2 separate regions of the Homo sapiens genome follow, and region 1 is linked to region 2. The links are chromatin contacts, found by Hi-C or POLR2A ChIA-PET in ENCODE. All regions are on one chromosome and are shown on one strand. The core of a region is the stretch at or near the end of the contact, and the rest is flanking DNA. Distances in the headings are between cores, read along the strand shown.

The links. A loop is a pair of places that touch in the nucleus more often than their neighbours do. ChIA-PET counts read pairs that join two places held with the same protein, here RNA polymerase II (POLR2A). Pooled maps may share reads with other maps.
Region 1: a map of Caco-2 shows a loop between it and region 2 (1.9-fold over the local background). The contact joins two enhancer-like sites. A Hi-C loop is called at or near these places in 4 of 168 maps with a recorded cell type or tissue (Caco-2, IMR-90, endothelial cell of umbilical vein and 1 more) and 7 of 50 pooled maps. POLR2A ChIA-PET finds 5 or more read pairs at or near these places in 1 of 52 experiments (common myeloid progenitor, CD34-positive).

What each region holds. Positions count from the first base shown.
Region 1 is chr13:44,866,155-44,872,538 of GRCh38, reverse strand. The region is part of intron 3 of LOC105370187 (a long non-coding RNA gene); the gene reads left to right. Among named protein-coding and RNA genes, the nearest start is that of TRE-TTC2-1, 49 kb to the left of the region's middle. Within about 2 kb of position 4,563, at least 4 of the 41 ENCODE cell types and tissues checked have a DNase peak (open chromatin) inside an H3K27ac peak, as active enhancers do.
Region 2 is chr13:44,708,498-44,714,987 of GRCh38, reverse strand. All of the region lies in intron 2 of LOC105370185 (a long non-coding RNA gene), which reads left to right. Among named protein-coding and RNA genes, the nearest start is that of LINC00407, 71 kb to the right of the region's middle. RefSeq lists enhancers at 1-515, 516-1,041. Within about 2 kb of position 4,232, at least 7 of the 41 ENCODE cell types and tissues checked have a DNase peak (open chromatin) inside an H3K27ac peak, as active enhancers do.

The DNA of each region.
Region 1 (6,384 bases), core at 3,314-5,813, 160 kb before region 2:
CCTCACGGTCTAGTAGCGATTGAGCTGCCCTGGGTTGGGGTGTGGGGAGGGAGATGAGGGCGACGGGAAGCTCTTCCGCCTCAGACATGGTCATAACTGGCTTCGTCCTCTCCGTGCTGCCAGGGGCTCAGAGCTGACTTGTTTTCTCCTGGGAGCTTTTGTGGGTTCTTGGGAGCCTTCCTCCCACCCCCTCCATTTATCCCCAGGAATTCGGAAGCAGCTCTAGTCTGACCTTCCCAGCCCCTCGTGTCCCAGCAGTCTGCCTCTAGCTCTCGGGCGGACAGCAGCTTGAAGCCCCACACAGCCTCCTCCTGCCCTACCCAGAGTGGGGCCCTGGGAACTTCTAGACACATTTTGCCCCAGTAGATCCTGGGAGGGCAGTGCCTTCCCAATGCAGCAGCTCTCCCTTGCTTGGGAGCACCTATCCAGGCTTCCCTGTGCTCTTCAGACTTCTCACCTGGAGACAGACACCAGCCTTCCCTGTTCCTGTCCCCAAACTGGAAGGGATTCACATCAATCTCCAGGTGGTCTCCTTAAAGCTCTGCTTTCTTGCATTGAGGTAGACGGGGACCCAACCTCTGTCCTTTCTCTTTAGGGAGAGTGGGACTCAGCAAACAAGGGATTCTTCAAAAGTTGTCCTCCCAAATCCCTCTTCCTAGAGTCCCCTCATACCCTCCACAGTAGGAGGATCTGAGTTTCTGGACTGTTCTTGGCAATCCCCACCTTTGCTAGGGCTCCAGGCTGGTTTGCTTCACAACTTAATGTAGTGTCTACTGTCTGTTGTCTCAGTGTTTCAGTGGAAACTTCTAATTTTTTTTCAAGTTGGGGTCTTGCTCTGTTGCCCAGGCTGGAGTGCAGTGGTTTGATCATAGCTCACTGCAGCCTCAGCTCCCTGGGCTCAAGTGATCCTCCTACCTCAGCCTACCAAACAGCTGGGACTACAGGTGTGTGCCACTATGCCCAGCTAAGTTTTAAATTTTTTGTAGAGATGGGGGTCTCCCTATGTTGCCCAGGCTGGTCTCAAACGCCTGGGCTCAGGTGATCTTCCCATCTCAGACTCTCAGCTGAGACTACAGACACATGACTAATTTTTGTATTTTTAATTTTTGTAGAGATGGGGTCTCTCTATGTTGCCCAGGCTGGTCTCAAACTACTGGCCTCAAGTGATCCTCCTGCCTTGGCCTCCCAAAGTGTTGGGATTACAGACGTGAGCCACTTTACCCAGCAGAAAACTTCTAATTTAACCCCTTCCACAACGTTTAGTGCCCATCATTCTCATGGGAGCAGACCATGAGTGCATGCTCTGCTGGAAGCTGGCATGTGTAGGAGAGGGTGGCAGAGGAGATGGCAAAAGTGGACAGGGGCTTCTTTGTTCAGATGGCTCACGACTGTGACCTTTGCCTAATCAGGTCCTGCCTTGATGGAGAATAGGGGCGCAGAAGGTTAGGCTCCTGTCTCCTTATGAGAATAACAAGGCTTTGTTTACTATGGCACAATTACAGAGTGTGTTTAATATACACATTCTCATTAAAACTCCCAACAACTCAGTGGGATTGTTACTATATTATTCCCATTTTTACAGATAAGAGTACAGGTTCAGGAAGTTCAGCCATTGCTCACGGTCACACAGCTAGAAGGTAACTCATTTGACTTAGGCCGAGCTCCTTCTGTTACACCATAATACCTGGAGTCAGGGGCGGGGACCTCTCTGAAAGCCTGCCTTTGGGCAGGATGTTGTCCTTGGGAGATGGCTGTGGAAGCTGCCCGCGCCCAGCTGGCTTGCTGTGCTCTCAGGAACTGTGGACATTCTGTCCTCCACACCTGCCTGCCAAATGGAACTGGCTGTGCTGAGAAAACACAGCCTGTGACTTCACTCTCTCTGCTTCCCACCTGACACCTCAAAGACTCAACTAGTCCTGCCCAGGATCTTGGCCACCTGCCCTGTTTTCAAATCTCCCTGGTCACCCAGACCCAGAGGTTGTGAGGACAACCTCTGTATCCAGCAGAGGGCCCTGGATGAGTGCCTTGCAGCCCCCAAAGAGAAGAGCAGGTTTCTCAGCAACATGGGACCCGCCCCATCCCTACCCACGGGACCTGCCAACCTCTGCAGCCCCACTAACCCTTTGGTTACCCGTGTGTAGAGAAGTTCACCCAGAAATTCTTATCCCCTCACTTCTCTTCTGCAGAGTTTGGTTTCAATTCATTAGAAGACGGAATCATCTGCCAAAGGAGGAGGAGAAGAGGGAATTTAAACTTTGTTCTCCCTAGCAAGAGGCTGACCTGACGTTTTGCTTTAATTAATCTTTGTTTTTAGGATAATAAAAGCAACACATATCGATTGTAGAAAATTGAGAAATACAAAAAAAGGAAACATTTTAAAATCACACATGAGTATTACACTCTAAGATTTTTGTGCATTTTCTTCTAGCATCATACTCACATATGTAAAGCATATCTGCATAATGCTTTTAACAAAATTAGAATGATATAATATATACTGTATTGTTAACTGCTTTTTTTTTTCACTTATCAGTATGTTACTGAGCATCACTACTACCAACATTGTTTGGCAGACTTTTTTGAGAGAGAGAGAGTCTTGCTCTGTTGCCCAGGCTGGAGAGCAGCAGTGCAATCTCGGCCCATTGCAACCTGTGCCTCCCAGGTTCAAGCGATTCTCCTGCCTCAGCCTCCTAAGTAGCTGGGATTACAGGCACCCGTCATCACGCCTGGCTAATTTTTGTATTTTTAGTAGAAATGGGGTTTCGTATTTCTGTTGGCCAGGCTGGTCTCGAACTCCTGACCTCAGGTGATGAGCCCACCTCAGCCTCCTGAAGTGCTGGGATTATAGGCGTGAACCACTAAGCCTGGCCGGTTTGGCAGACTTTTAAATAATCCTGTGTGACACATTCCACACTGTACTAGAAAGACAACAGAAAGGCTGTGGCAGTGGCTCGTGCCTGTAATCTTAGCACTTTGGAAGGCCGAGGTGGGCAAATCGCTTGAGCCCAGGAGCTCAAGACCAGCATGTGCAACACAGCGCAACTCTGTCTCCACAAAAATACAAAAAATCAGCCGGGTGTAGTGGCGACACCTGCAGTCCCAGCTACTTGGAAGGCTGAGGTGAGAGGATGACCTGAGCCTGGGAGGTCAAGGTTGCAGTGAGCTGAGATTGCGCCATTGCCCTCCAGCCTGGGCAACAGAGCAAGACTCTGTCTTAAAAACAAACAAACAAACAAACAAAATACAACAGACAGAACAAACTCGTGGGAGGATGAATTGTGGGCACTGCCCAGGGACCTCTCCCTGGCAAGACCCCAGGCACATCTTATCAACCCAGCTTGAAGAAACTGACCCATTAGTGCTGTTGAATCTTTGAAATCTCCTTTCCTTTTTCCTTAAAAATAAAATTGAACAGTGTGCCCAGTTTCTCCTGCCTCCTATGGCTTGGGCTGTGGCCTGCCACAAAAGGCTCCTCTCAAGGAAGAGGATATGCGTCCTTCTGTTCTTCCCCACCGACCCCGCCACGTCTACAGGTTCTGGCCCTCACTGCTCCAGGGCTCCTTCTTTATCGTGCCCTTTAAGTGGAGGTTGGTACCAAACCCTATCCCAGTCCTCCCATAATTAAGATGTGCACAATTCTGTTAAAAGCCCTTTTATGTAACAAGATCATTTGGCCCCTGAATGATGGGGCTTTGAATTGGATTTTTAATCATAGACCAAACCCTGCTGCCTCACAGTATCTCAAAGGAAAAGCTCCCTTGCTTTTAAATTCAAGTACACAGCACATTCAGCCAAATGCATTCAGAAACTAAATGATGGCAATGGGTTATGATGGGGGGTTTTACATGATTTGTAAGTGTCAAGAAGAGTAGCAACAAGAAGCCTAATAGCTTCTAATACCTTCTCATGAAATGTTCTCACAGCCTGTGACTAAAAACACTCCCTCCTGACCTGCCCAATGTCTGTGGCTTATTGTGAGAAGTGAGTAACGTACCACAGGTAGAGAAATTTCCCTTCCGGTTCGGGGCTTTGCTAGAAGCTGCTTTAACCACTTTTCAGATTGGTTTCAGATTGTCCTGGACTCTAGTGTAACCCTCCATTTTTTTACTTCTCAGTTGATACATATTTCTATATTAGAGAAATCAGAGTGTACTTTAGAAATATTTTCAGATGTGTTTCCATAGCCTATAAACCTTGTTAGCCTGGGGGCTTGGCACTCAAAGAAGCAATGGGTTTTGGGAGCTTCGAGTGAAAGGCAGATAGCCAATAGATCAATAAAGCAATTGGTCAGTTTTAATTGTTAAAAAAATATTTTAGATTTAATCCTTAGCCAGACTACTGGCTTACGGGAATGAGGAAGGGAGGGCGGTGAGAGGAAGAAATTCCTAAATTAATCTAGCATATCAAGAACTATGCCTGGAGAACTTGAATCATTAGAGCTCCTTCGGCACACTGTCCAGACGTTTCCTCCCTTGCCTGTGCTGGTTCAGGCTGAGGCTGTGGAGTCAGCCCTGAGGGAGGAGGGGTGTGAGGAAGAGAACGGCCGGGAGACTTCTGCTGAGGTTGCTGATGTGTAAGTGAGGCAGAGGGACACGGAGGTCATAGGAAGTTGGCTGACCCTTATTTCCTCCCCTGCTCTAAGCTAAATCTGGGGTCTGGGATGGAAGAAGCCTTTAGAAACATCAGATCGTTAGGACGCCTGAGGATTCAGGGGCTAGAGGCCTACTTGGAAAAGCCATGAAGTGGAGGCTGTGGGTTGGTAGTGCGGCTGACTGAGTACCGGGACCAGCGCATAGGTGTGGAGGGGTTGGTGGGGGCAGGAGCAGACACAGCACTCTTGACCCTGACACCTCGACATGGTTTGTTGTGATCCAGGCCTTTTCTTCTCCAGCCCTGAAGAGGGGATTTGCAAGTTGTGGCATGGAGGGTTATGGCCTGCCACAGATGTTCACATCTGAATCCTGGAAGCTGTGAATATGTTATATTATGTAGCAAAGGAGGATGGAGGTAGCTGATCAGCTGACTTTAATGTAGGGAGACTGTCCTGGATTATGTGAGTGGGCTCCATGTAATTGCAAGGGTCCTTAAAAGTTGCTAATCAGGAAGAAGGAGGCAGAAGAGAGAACCAGAGAGACGCCAGCATGACAAGGACCCAACTCACTGCTGCTGGCTTTGAAGATGGAGGATGGGGCCACCAGCCAAGGAATGCAGGTGGCCTCTAGAAGCTGGAAAAGAAAAGGAAATGGATTCTCCCCGGAGCCTCCAGAAGGAATGAAGATCTGCTGACACCTTGATTTTAGTCCAGTGAGGCCCATTTTGGACTTTTTTTGTTTGTTTGTTTGTAGACAGGGTCTCGCTCTGTCACCCAGGCTGGAGTGCAATGGCGTGATCTCAGCTCACTGCAACCTCTGCCTCCCAGGTTCAAGCAATTCTCCTGCCTCAGCCTCCCAAGTAGCTGGGACTACAGGCACCCGCCACTACGCCCGGCTAATTTTTTGTATTTTAGTAGAGACGGGGTTTCACCATGTTGCCCAGGCTGGTTGTGAACTCCTGAGCTCAGGCAATCTGCCCGCCTTGACCTCCCAAAGTGCTGGGATTACAGGCGTGAGCCACCGTGCCTGGCCAAGAAAGTACAATATTAAAAAGAATAGGGAGTTAGCTATTAAGTATTCTGAGAACTAGTCGATGCATAGACCTACTCTTGCCGACTCTGTCTTCTCATTCTCTATATTTGAGTCTGGAACTAAGGTTGGAATTAAGGATGTTAAACAGCTAACTTTAAGATAGGGAGATTGTCCTGGATGATCTGGGCGGGCCCAGTGTACACAAAGATCCTTAAAAGTGAACTCAGAAGGCAACTGGCAGATGTTTGTATTCAAATTGTCACAAAATGTTCCATAGCTCACAGTGTTTGATGATAATTTATATCTACAGTTTAATGGAATTTTATTTCCTCTTTATCTTCTGTCTTTCTCACTCCCTTGCCCCTTTCCTTTGGTAGGGAATATATGGTAAGCACAGCAGAGACTGTGATTTATTACTGTAATATAACAAATTTATGTCTTTAAAAAACCAACAATGTTCGCAAGACTATTTTTCTTGTAGATAGTCCACTTTGTAGAATCTGATGTCTCCTCCTCTGAAGCTCAAAAAAGACTCAGGACAGACCCTCCCCAATTGCCCTGCCCCCCTGGAGGCAACACTTTGTGTTGCTCCCCGGTCCCGGGGAAAGAGGAACTGGAAAAGACAGGCGAGCTTTGGGAGGCGGGGCGGAAAGGGAGGAAGGCCAGAGAGACAAGATAGCCAGGATTCCCATTCATGGTGAAACAAGAGGTGCTGGGTTGGGATAAAAATGGCTCTGCACCACCCTCTGGATGCTGTGTC
Region 2 (6,490 bases), core at 2,983-5,482:
TGGGCGTGGTGGCACATGCCTATAGTTCCAGCCACTCGGGAGGATGAGGCAGGAGAATAGCTTGAACAAGGGAGGCAGAGGCTGCAGTGAGCAAGATCACTCTACTACACTCCAGCCTGGGTGACAGAGGGAGACTATCTCAAAAATAAATAAATAAATAAATAAATAAATAAATAAATAAATGGCAGCTCCTTTCATCTCTTGTTGCTTTGAATTCTACTTCAGGACTGCTTTTTTTTTCTTTTTTTTCTTTTTTTTCTTTTTTTTTTTTTGAGATGTAGTCTCGCACTCTCCCCCAGGCTGGAGTGCAGTGGCGCGATCTCGGCTCACTGCAACCTCTGCCTCCCAAGTTCACGCCATTCTCCTGCCTCAGCCTCCCGAGTAGCTGGGACTACAGGCACCCACCACCATGCCCGGCTAATTCAGAACTGCTTTTTTAAAGCTACAGCTTGAAGAGACTCCCATTAAAGCCATACAGCCTTCAGCTTCAGTAGCATTAAAGTAACCCAGATCTAGAGTGGTGCTGGCGGTGTACATGGGCCCAGGGCTCCCTGTTTCACTTAGGCTGGCCTGCTCTTTCCCCTGGCCTCTGTTTCCAGTAGTCACTTTGTTGCAGCTGAAAAGGAGATGGAACAAGAGCCACAGCCCTCACTGCTATTTGCGATGGTGACTAACTTGGGGCTAAATGTTGAATTCACTGCATTCCAGAAGTTGACTCACTTCCATCCAAAACCCTCGGGCTGGGGTTGGAATTCAGCTCAGGCTCTCCAAGGGGCTGCTCTGTGAGCTGTGGTCTAGGATAACCTTGTCTGGGTCAGCCCAGGCTTGTTCTTCATCTTGGGGTCCAGGTTCCAGCTTGCTCTGGAGCAAATTGATAGAAATGGTTTAGATGTCCTGAGATATGAAAGAGAATCCAGAGAGGAAGGTTCTGAGTGGATCTGAGACTCATCTGGGTTACTTGATCAGTAATAGCTCCAACAAAGTTGCCTCCTCCATCTGTCCTGGGACTGACCTTGTCAAAGCTACAGCAGAAAACAGGCTGTCTTCAGAAGTTCAGGGAGCTCACATTTAATTTGAATCCCTGCTTTGGTTATCATCAACCACACTTCTGGATTCTCTCAATTCTTGTAGCAAAAATATTTTTCTTAAAGGCATTTTAGCCCTTTTACTGAATAATTCAACAAAGTGCAATGGAACTCATACCGTCAACTCCTACGTTTCTCCTGTTTGGGGGAAACTTACATAGTTGACCTTTGAACAACACAGGGGTTAGGGGCCCCAACCCCATGTGAAGTTGAAAATAACTTTTGAGTCCCCCAAAACCTTACTAACAGCCTACTGTTGCCTGGAAGCCTTATGTGTAACAAAAAGTCAATTAACACATATTTTATATGTTATATGTATTATATACTGTTTTTTTTTTTTTTTTTTGAGACAGAGTTTTGCTCTGTTGCCCAGGCTGGAGTGCAATGGTGTGATCTTGGGTCACCGCAACCTCTGCTTCCCAGATTCAAGCGATTCTCCTACCTCAGCCTCCCAAGTAGCTGGGATTACAGGCATGTGCCACCAAGCCCGGCTAATCTTGTATTTTTAGTAGAGATGGGCTTTCTCCATGTTGGTCAGGCTGGTCTCGAACTCCCGACCTCAGGTGATCCGCCTGCCTTGGCCTCCCAAAGTGCTGGGATTATAGGTGTGAGCCACCGTGCCCAGCCTGTGTACCGTATTCTTACAACAAAGCAAGCTAGGGAAAAGAAAATGCTTTTAAGAAAATTATAAGGAAAAGAAAATATATTTACTCTTCTTCTTCTTTTTTTTTTTGAGACAGGGCCTTTTTCTGTCACCCAGGCTGGAGTGCAGTGGCGCAATCTCAGCTCACTGCAACCTTTCCCTCCCAGATTCAAGCTATTCTCGTGCCTCAGCCTCCTATGTAGCTGGGATTACAGGCGACAGCCACCAACGCCTAATTTTTGTATTTTTTAGTAGAGACAGGGTTTCTCCATGTTGCCCAGGCTGGTCTCGAACTCCTGGGTTCAAAGCAATCCACTTGCCTTGGCCTCCCAAAGTGCTGGGATTACAGGCGTGAGCCACTATACCCAGCCTATTTACTCTTCATTAAGTGGTAGTGGATCATCATAAAGGTCTTCATCCTCATCGTCTTCACATTAAGGAGGTAGAGGAGGAGGAAGAAGAGGGATTAGTCTTGCTGTCTCAGGGATGGCAGAGGTGAAAGAAAATCTGGGTATAAGTAGACTCACAAAGTTCACACCCATGTTGTTCAAGGGTCAACTGTCTCTAAAATAAAGTGTCTGTACCTAGTGGATACGCAAGACAATCTTTTGGAGCACAGTAAGAAAACATTTAAACTTAGATTTATTTTGATTTAAAATATGACAGAAGTTGGCCAGGCACAGTGGCTCATGCCTGTGTGCATGAGCACTTTGGGAAGCCAAGGTGGGTGATCACCTGAGGTTGGGAGTTCGAGACCAGCCTGGGCAACATGGTGAAACCCATGTCTACTAAAAATACAAAAAATTAGCTGGGCGTGGTGGCAGGCACCTGTAATCTCAGCTACTTGGGAGGCTGAGGCAGGAGAATTGCTTGAACCCGGGAAGCAGGGGTTGCAGTGAGCCGAGATCATGCCATTGCACTCCAGCCTGGGCCAAAAAGCAAAACTCTGTCTCAAAAAAATAAATAAATAAATGAAATAAATACGACAGAAGTTAAGCTTTACTAATAGTTAATCAATGGATTGGCACTGGTCTCCTCTCTCAGCCCACATGTCAGAAGGTTGAGTGTTCTGGATGATGGAGAAAGAAGCCTGAGGGCATCCCATGATTTGGCTGGAATAATAGCATCACTCTAATTTGATTGTTTTTAGTGTATTGGGACACAGTGCATTTGTGTATGGCAGGTTACATAGATTTATAGCTTTCATAATTTAGTTTTAATAAAGCTAAACTTGAAAAAATAGGTCAGTGACATGAAAATATTTTTTTCTAATGGAATCAGAGAGTAAAGCTAAGAACAAAGTTCTTACTTAGCCAGCATAAGTAAAACCACAAGAATATGGCACAGCAGACACCGCCTTTATTTGTCACATGAGGTAAAAATAAGGACAATCTAGTTCAGTCACATGGTCTCAACTAAAAATATTAGTGAGGGCAGAGTTATGGCTATTTTATTTTTATCTTATCCTTTTGAAAGTTCTATTTTTGTAAATATTTTTAACATACATAATATGTTAAAATGGCTTTATATGTACATAACTTTATAAAGAGATAAACATTTCATGAACTAGTGTTCTCAAACTTTTTTATTACTGGTGGCATGTGCAATCAAAACAGTACAGAGACCACTGCGAAAGAGAAGCAAACTAAAGCAAAAGAATATTCAACTGGCTGGGTGCAGTGGCTCACATCTGTGATCCCAGCACTTTGGGAGACCAAGGTGGGAGGATTGCTTGAGCCCAGGAGTTCAAGACCAGCCTGGGCAACATAGGGAGACCCCGTCTCTACAAAAAACTTAAAAATTAGCTGGGCATGATGGTATGTGCCTGTAGTCCAAGCTAGTTGGGAGGTGGAGGTAGGAGGATCACTTGAGCCTGGGAGGTCAGAGGCTGCAGTGAGCTGTGATCATGCCACTGCACTCTAGCCTAGGCAACCGAGCAAGACCCTATCTCAAAAAAAAAAAAAATTATTATTATTTCTCCAAATTCACAAAGCAAAAGAGTGAGAGCCAGATATAAGTTCTGGCTTGCTAGAGTCCCAACCACAGCCAGCTCCCACCTCTCAGGGGCTCTTTGATCTCCAAACTCCCACCTTCTTAAAATTTTTTTTCTAATATTACACAGTATGTGAATTAAACCCAAGATGTAGTAAAATAATGCTGTGGAAAGAATGAGAGTTCTGGGGTCAGCTGTAGGAATGTTGTCCAGGCCCTGCAATTTATCAGCCCTCTAACTCCCAGGGGTTTCGTTTACTCCTCTATCAAATGCAGGTGAATGACCTCATAGAGTTGCTGTGAGGATTACATGAATTAATAAATACGAAGTTTCCATCCTTCCCAGCCCTTGTGGCTATTATATTTTAATTCTAATTCATGAAATTTAACTCTAGAAAGTGAGTTTGGCCCAAATACTTCCATGAGTCAGGAGTCCTGTGGAAATGAATCATTTCCTCCATCCCCAACATACTCACATAGACAGCACCACCTCCACATCAACCTGAAACCTGAGACACTTTCACTTCAATTCTCCCCAGCCTATGACATCTGCACTGCAGTGCTCCCAGGACTCAACACTGAGCCCCTCTAGGATGCCTCACTCTGCCAAAGAGAATGTTCAGTTTCTTTTTTTTTTCTGGATGTAGTCTCACTCTGTCGCCTAGGCTGGAGCACAGTGGTGGGATCTACAGTGGTGGGATCTCGGCTCACTGCAACCTCTGCCTCCCAGGTTCAAGTGATTCTCCTGCCTCAGCCTCCCGAGTAACTGGGATTACAGACGCCCGCCACCACACCTAGCTAATTTTTGTATTTTTAGTAGAGAAGGAGTTTCACCATGTTGGCCAGGCTGGTCTTGAACTCCTGACCTCGTGATCTGCCTGCCTCGCTCCCCCAAAGTGCTGGGATTACAGGCGTGGGCCACCATGCCCCGCCTCAAGAATGTCCAGTTTCTATAACTCTCTTGGCAATACTAATGTACCATGTCACTAGGAGGCTAGATATGGAAGCCATGTTCCCTAGGGAGTCATATCAGAGTCTTGGAGTGGTGGTTTGGCAAAGTAGATCAATATAAAGGTGTAATTTTATTTTTATTTTTATTTATTTTTTTCATTTGTTTCTTTTTCTCTCTTTCTTTTTTTTGAGACAGAGTCTTGCTCTGTTGCCAGGCTGGAGTGCAGTGGCGTGATCTGGGCTCACTGCAACCTCTGACTCCCTGGTTCAAGCGAGTCTTCTGCCGAGTAGCTAGGATTACAGGCACGCACCACCACGCCCAGTTAATTTTTATATTTTTAGTAGAGATGGGGTTTCACCATGTTGGCCAGAATGGTCTCGATCTCTTGACCTCGTGATCTGCCCACCTTGGCCTCCCAAGTGTGCTGGGATTACAGGCATGAGCCACCGTGCCCAGCCTCATTTGTTGTATTTTTTTTAACTCAGCATCTAAAAGGGTATAATTTTATACTTAGAAAAAAGCTTGCATAATACAAACTACAAAAGGTAAAACTCAACAGGCCATGTTAACTGGTGAGGATATCCAGAAGAACCTGTGACTGTAATGGTGGGAGGTGGGAGGGAGTAGAGTTAGGGGAGCTCCTAAAGGAGGGAATTTCAGAAAAGGGTGAGTGTGAGAGTTTTATGTCTATAAAATGGGGACAAGGCTTAAAAACTAATGAGCAAGAGGACAGACAAAAGATTTGAAGAGACACTTCACCAAAGAAGACATTCAGGTGGAAAAAAAAGCATATAAATGGATGCTCAGCATCATTGGTCATTAGGGACATACACATTAAAATCATGAGGAGGTATCATGACACACCTTTTACAATGGCTTAAGAAAGAAGAACAAACTGAAAATACCAAGGATGATACCTCATACCTCGTTGGTGGGGATTCAAAATGGTCCAGTCATTTTGGAAAACAGTATGCCTACCATACAACACAGCAACCCCACTCCAAGGTATATACCATGTGAACTGGAAACTTATGTTTTCACAAAACCTATACATGGATGTTTATATTAGCTTAACTCATAATCAACCTAAACTGGAAACAGCCTAGATGTCCTTCAACTGGTGAATGGATAAACCATATCTATGCAATGAAATACTGCTCAGCAACAAAAAAGAATAAACGATTGATCTATACAACAACATAGATGAATCCAGAACCAAAGGGCTACATATTGTATGATTCCATTTATATTACATTATCAAAAATGCAAAAACTATAAGGACAGTTGCTGGGGGGTGAGGAGAGAAATTGACTACAAAGGACATAAAGGAATTTTGGGGGTGATGGAACTCTCCTGTATGTTACTATGATGGTGGATATACAACTTAATGCATTTGTCAAAAATCCATAGAACGATACAGGCCAAATAATGAATTTTACTCTATGGAAATTAAAAAAATATATAAACCAGGTTGTCGGAGGCCTAAGATGGAATGCATGCTGTGGCAAATGAATCCAGTGGTATCACAGACGAATGACACACCATGCTGAAGGGAGTGGGAGAAGAAAGGAGCCAACCTGAGGAACTCTGGAAAACAGCAGGTTTTTTTGGTTTTGTTTTGTTTTTTTGAGACAGAGCCTCACTCTGTCTCCCAAGCTGGAGTGCAGTGGTGTGATCTTGGCTCACTGCAACCACTGCATCCCAGGTTCAAGCGATTCTCCTGCCTCACCCTCCCAAATAGCTGGGATTACAGGTGCTCAACACCATGCCTGGCTAATTTTTTGTATTTTTAGTAGAGACAGGGTTTCACCATGTTGG